2 separate regions of the Homo sapiens genome follow, and region 1 is linked to region 2. Evidence: chromatin contacts called from ENCODE Hi-C or POLR2A ChIA-PET data. All regions are on one chromosome and are shown on one strand. Each heading gives the region's core, a stretch centred on a gene start or an enhancer-like site at or near the end of the contact. The rest is flanking DNA. Distances are from core to core; before and after follow the strand shown. Region 1 holds the start of DNAAF9 (dynein axonemal assembly factor 9). Region 2 overlaps DNAAF9 (dynein axonemal assembly factor 9).

Region 1 (2,700 bases), core at 35-2,534, 67 kb before region 2:
TGTCTTTCCGAATCAGAAGTGGAGTGCGGCAGCTGAGTACCCACTGACTTTCGGAAGCCTGGTCGCTGGTGTCAGGCACTTGTTGATTGGCTATTGTCGGAGGCTTAGAGCGGTCACTGATTGGCTGACTTTCAGAAGCGTGGGGTTGTCATTGATTTACTAAGAAGCATAGTTACCGGAGTGAGGCTATCGCTGATTGGCTGATTTTCAGAGCTGCTGCACCGACGAGAAGTTATCTCTAAATAATGGTGGTTATTTGTTCACGACTCCGGACTTGAGCTAAAAAAGTATTTTCCTTTCTTGAATATGAAAGACGAGCACTTTAAATTCCTACTCCCTTCTGGTCTTCCCTCAGCCAAACCTGAAGGAGACACCATAGGGATTGTCCAAATCTTCATTAGTGTAGGAAGGATTTTCAGCCAGTGTTGTAATTTAAGTGATCTAGCACCAATTACTGTGGGAGAAAAATAGCTCTAATTATTGCAATTTAGTGTAAAAAGATGAATACAGGACATTTAAGGCATTCCGACGAGGTCAACGAAGGACGCAGGCCAATAATCATTAAATACGTCCTGTATATACAGGACTCCTGGCAACTATCAGTGCAGTATTTCCCAAGTTTCTTGTACATGTCCCTGCAGAAACCGGTAGAGCTAGGATCTTAACAGTAAAGGTTAGGGGTCTTCTGGGATCCTGTGCGCCTCTAACGCTCATGCCCTGCGCAGGGCTGGGTGCGCACTGCTGCGCTAACCCGAGGCCGGCTAGGAATCTATTGGATGTTTGAAGGGTGGGTGCGGAATTGATGACCAGGAAGCGGGAAGACACCGTTCCGGAGAACAGGGAAGCGAGCCGGGTACTGGGGAGGTGCGCTGGGTACTGGGGAGGTGCGCTGGATCCTGACGCCGGAGCGGAAGACTTCGCTGGAGGCCGGGGCTGGTCGGGCGGGGCGGGGCGGGCAGAGGCGGAGGGGCGGGGCCGGGCTGGGAGAGGCTCCGCCCCCGGGCGCGTCCGTGTGCGTGGCCGGGGGGCGCCGCGCAGAGCCCCGCTCTATGATGCCGGGCTTGAGGACGAGGCCGGGCGGCGCTGTGGCAACCCTCACCCTGCGGACACGCGCTCCCAACATCCGGTCCGGCGGCCTCGCAGCTTAAGAAGTGGGGTCCCTGTGGCCGTGCGCCGACCCCCAACTCCAGCCGCTCCCAACGCCCCCATCCGCTCTCGGTGCGCGCGCCCCCTCCACGCCCCCGCCCCCGCCCCCGCCGGGCCCGCGCGCCGCGCCCCCTCCCACCCGGCACGCCCTGCCGCCCCGCCCGGCCGCAGCTAGCGTGGAGCCGCCCTGCGGGCAACTGAGACCCTCGCAGCTGCACCGTCCTCCTCCGCCGCCAGTCGTCCGCCGCCATGGACGTGTACCCCCCGCGCCGGCAGGGGCTGCCCCGCGCTCGGTCCCCTGGCGGCTCCAGCCGCGGGTCACCCTCCGTCAGGTACGCGGGGCAGAGGCAGCCGAGGGGCGGCCGGGCGGGGGATGCGGGCTGTCGGGGTCCGGCGACGCCTCCCGCCGCAGGGCGTGGTCCGACATGGCTTCCTCGGGACGGTTCTTTGCTGAACGGCTCAGGGAGGAATTTTTCCCAGGAACGGCGCCCTCTGTAGAGGCCCCACAATGGCTCCCCTTTGGACAACCCCGCAACGGTTTCCCCACAATGGCTCCCCCACAGACAACCCTGCAACGGTTTCCCCACAATGGCTTCCCTAGGGACAGCGATTCCCTGTGAAGACACTGTTATGACGTCCTCACCCCCATAGAACGTTTCTCCCAGGAAGGATTCTTCTACACAGAACCCCACAGAGGCTTCCCTATGAATAACTCACTCGCCTTCCCCAGGGAATGTTTCCCTCAGAAACTGCTACTCTACAGACCTCACACCTCCACACACACAATAGCTCCCTCGTGTAGAACCCCCAAATGGATTACCTAGAAAGCCCCCTCCCGTGGGTCTCTAGAGCCTTTGCCCTTGACAACGGCTTCCTTAAAGAGTGTCCCCCGCCCCCTACGTACATAATGACAGCATCTCCCCTGTCGCGCGTTTCCCCAGCTCCCCCTGCCTCAGCCTGCATCGCGACGCCCCCTCACTCCACAATAGGGAGCTCGGGTTGGGAGGAAGTAGAGGTATTAGGGACGCAGGAGGAAAAACTGGATAAATAGGGGAAAGAGGCCTAGAACCTCCGAAAGCGGCGGACGCCAGGCCCCTTACCGTAGAGACACAGTCCCAAGCTACCTCAGTATGGGGAGGGGGTGATCGTGGGGAGCGTTCCCCGCCCCCTTTAGATATAGGAAGATCCGTTTCCGATTTCTGTGCCCTATGCGTTTGGTGCTGATCTTGTTGGTCTGGGCATTGTTTGTGATGGAGCTGGTGTGGGGCGCCGGCGCAGTGTGGAGGTTGGAATGATGGAGGGGTTGCAGCAGAGACCTTTGAGAAGGAGAGGGAGAGGGGGAATGCGAGCGATGAGCTTTGGTACTGCTAAACTGTCATTAAAACAGGAGAGGGTTTTGTTGTTGTTTGCTTTTTCTTATTCTAGCCACATAGCAAAGCAAATATATTGTTCCCTTGAAAGGAGGTTGCCAATCTACATGTTAAAACAGTTTTCTTATATTCTTGTTATGGTACTTAAGGCATATGTTTTAACTTTGCTTGCTGATCTGATTTT
Region 2 (2,700 bases), core at 151-2,650:
CGTGGTGGCGGGTGCCTGCAGTCCCAGCTACTCGGGAGGCTGAGGCAGGAGAATGGCGTGAACCTGGGAGGTGGAGCTTGCAGTGAGCCGAGATCGCGCCACTGCACTCCAGCCTGGGCGACAGAGCAAGACTCCGTCTCAAAAAAATATGTATATATATTATCATCACTGCAATGTAGAGAATCCATTATAGGAGGGCAAGAGTGGAAACAGGGAAACAGTGAGGAAGTGTTGCAGTTGTCCAGGGAAGAAATCATGGCAGCATGGACTAAGGTTGTGGCCATGAAGATGGAAGAAAATGGTTAAATAGGAAGGCTTTTGAGAAGGTTAATTAGATTTGAAGGCGGAGGAAGCAGAAGTCAAGGAGGCCTTTCAGATGGCTGGGTACCTGGGTGGATTGTGATGCCGTTTATTTCCTGCAAGAACTGGAAGGGGAGCAGACATAGGGAACATCATCACAGAGGAGAGGAGGGAGCAGCAAGCTGCAGGTAAACCCTGGGACTATTCGGAGACCAGGTGGAAGAGGAGGGTGACTGACTGGGGAGACTGAGGGGAGTGCAGTCTTGCACTGCAGTTCTTGCAGTGGAGGGTGGGAGGGAGTCAAGTGCTTCTCAGAGACCAAGGAAGGAAGGAAGACCTGAAGACTATCTGTTGGATTTGCTGTATGCTACATGGAAGTCACTTGGTGACTTTGGCAAGAACTCTCTGGGTGAAATGACTGAGGAGGCTGATTAGAGTGGGCTGAGGAGTGAGCAGAAAGTAGGGGAGAGGAAAAGTTCAGCCAAGAGGACAGGGAGGAAGGGGGTGGGTACAGAGCCAGGTATGTGTGGTATTGAGAAAATTTGCAACCCTCCTGTGCTCCTTCCCTATTGAAAGTTACTCAGGAATTGGTGACTGCCCTATTGTCTGTCTAGTCCAAGTATCATAACTGTCATCCTTTAAGACTCATATTTCTATTAAAATTCTATTTTATAATACCGGAGTTTTGCTCTATCACTGTATCATGGACAGCAAGCTTATGGAACTTATTCCTCAAAAAGTGGGACATGCTGAAAATACAAACCTAGCTTGAGTTTAGTTATGTCCCTAAATGTTAACTGATCCCTGTGGGTCAGTAGGGAGACAGCTGGCATCCGTTTCCAACCAGCCAAGGATATTCGGTCGACTGTACTGACTGACCACTTTGCTCAGGCCGCAAGTGTCCCTCAGAAAAGCCTGAGGACTTATTAAGGTCATGGAAGGTTGCCTTGGCCAGGAACTCTTTTCTAATCACATGTTTTTGACTTCCCTCTCTAGCCCTAACCGGCAGCCATTTGTTCTCTTTGGTAATCACTCCACACGAGAAAACCTGAATGCTGGCAACTTTAACTTCCCTTCTGAAGGACATCTGGTACGAAGCACTGGTCCCGGCGGGAGCTTTGCCAAGCACATGGTAAGTGGCTGGACTGCCTGGTGCTTGATTAGTTTTATTATCAAGTTGTGGGGGTGGGGTGGGTGGGGGGAGCTAGACAAAAAGAACCTTTTCCAGTTAGTGTGTTGATTTAACCCTGAATTTGAAGTTGTTCTAGAGTGAAAAGAAGTGATTAGAAACTGTTTGTACTTTTTTTATAGTACAAACTAGGTATGATTTGAAAGCATCACATTTAATTTTGAAATACTTGAAGGAAAAAGGTTAAGAACGTAGTTTCACAAACCAGTCTTTAAGTTGTCAGAGTAATATTGTCAATAGAATTTTTAAAATTCAAAATAATTTGAAGATAGTTATTCCAAGCCTAAGTTTGTTATGCCTTGACTGTTAACATTTAAGGACAGAAGCCAACCTTGATGATCATTGTTTATTGAGAGTGCCAGAGAGAAGATTTTTGCATTTGGTGGCAGATTGTCTGCTACATTCTTTTAAAGAAAACATTAGACCTGAATATGAGACTTAGATTGTGAAAGTCTATGCTATCTCAGTGGAATTTTGAGTATTTTCAAAATGTCTCTGGCAATCAGGAAAGCTGTGGTTAGTAGGTACTAGTTTTTTTGTTTGTTTGTTTATTTTTTGAGACAGGGTCTCACTCTGTCACCCAGGCTAGAGTGCAGTGGCACAGCCTTGGCTCACTGCAGCCTTGACCTCCCAGGCTCAGGTGATCCTCCCACCTCAGCCTCCTGAATAGTTGGGACCACAGGCACATGCCACTGTAGGCTTCCTGTCTTCCCTAGGAGAGGGGGAAATAGCTAAGAAACACTTTTGATGATCACAGCCTGGAGACACAGGCCTGCTAAAAGACTGAGATTTAACCGTAAAATCATAGAATGTTTCCCTCCCCCATTACCTTAGCAGAGGTCTACAATATAATAGGGGGTTACTGCTGACAGAGCTGCAAGGTACATCTAAGATGGAGTTCACAGGGAACCCAAAGAAGAAAAATGGGGAAGAAAAATAGAAGAATACTAGAGGGATTTGAAGTCCCTGGCACCTACAGCTTCAGAAAACATTAAACAGAACCTAACTCCCAGCCAGATTAACATAAAATCCCACATTAAAAGTCTGTTTCTTCAGTTCCTGTTACCTGATACATCATTTTTGGCTTTCAACAAAAAATTACAAAGCATGCTAAAAGGCAAGAAAAAACACTATTTGAAGAGACAGTGCGACTATCAGAACCAGACTCAGATATGACTCATATTTTGTAATATACAGATTATTAAAAATGA

The links. Hi-C counts contacts between places; a loop is a spot of excess contacts on that map. ChIA-PET counts read pairs that join two places held with the same protein, here RNA polymerase II (POLR2A). Pooled maps may share reads with other maps.
Region 1: a loop to region 2 is called in a map of Right ventricle myocardium inferior, with 3 times the contacts of the local background. The contact joins the promoter of DNAAF9 here to the enhancer-like site in region 2. A Hi-C loop is called at or near these places in 8 of 168 maps with a recorded cell type or tissue (Right ventricle myocardium inferior, Right ventricle myocardium superior, cardiac septum and 2 more) and 6 of 50 pooled maps. POLR2A ChIA-PET finds 5 or more read pairs at or near these places in 5 of 52 experiments (A673, H1, MCF 10A and 2 more).

What each region holds. Positions count from the first base shown.
Region 1 is chr20:3,406,253-3,408,952 of GRCh38, reverse strand. DNAAF9 (dynein axonemal assembly factor 9) reads left to right here and starts at 1,284. Exons shown (of 37, transcript NM_001009984.3): 1 at 1,284-1,478. The coding sequence starts at 1,396. RefSeq lists enhancers at 1-384, 761-960 and silencers at 951-1,200, 1,241-1,480, 1,541-1,620.
Region 2 is chr20:3,339,236-3,341,935 of GRCh38, reverse strand. It overlaps DNAAF9 (dynein axonemal assembly factor 9), which reads left to right. Exons shown (of 37, transcript NM_001009984.3): 10 at 1,297-1,432. Among named protein-coding and RNA genes, the nearest start is that of DNAAF9, 67 kb to the left of the region's middle. Within about 2 kb of position 1,400, at least 12 of the 41 ENCODE cell types and tissues checked have a DNase peak (open chromatin) inside an H3K27ac peak, as active enhancers do; they include heart left ventricle and heart right ventricle, where a contact is called at or near this core.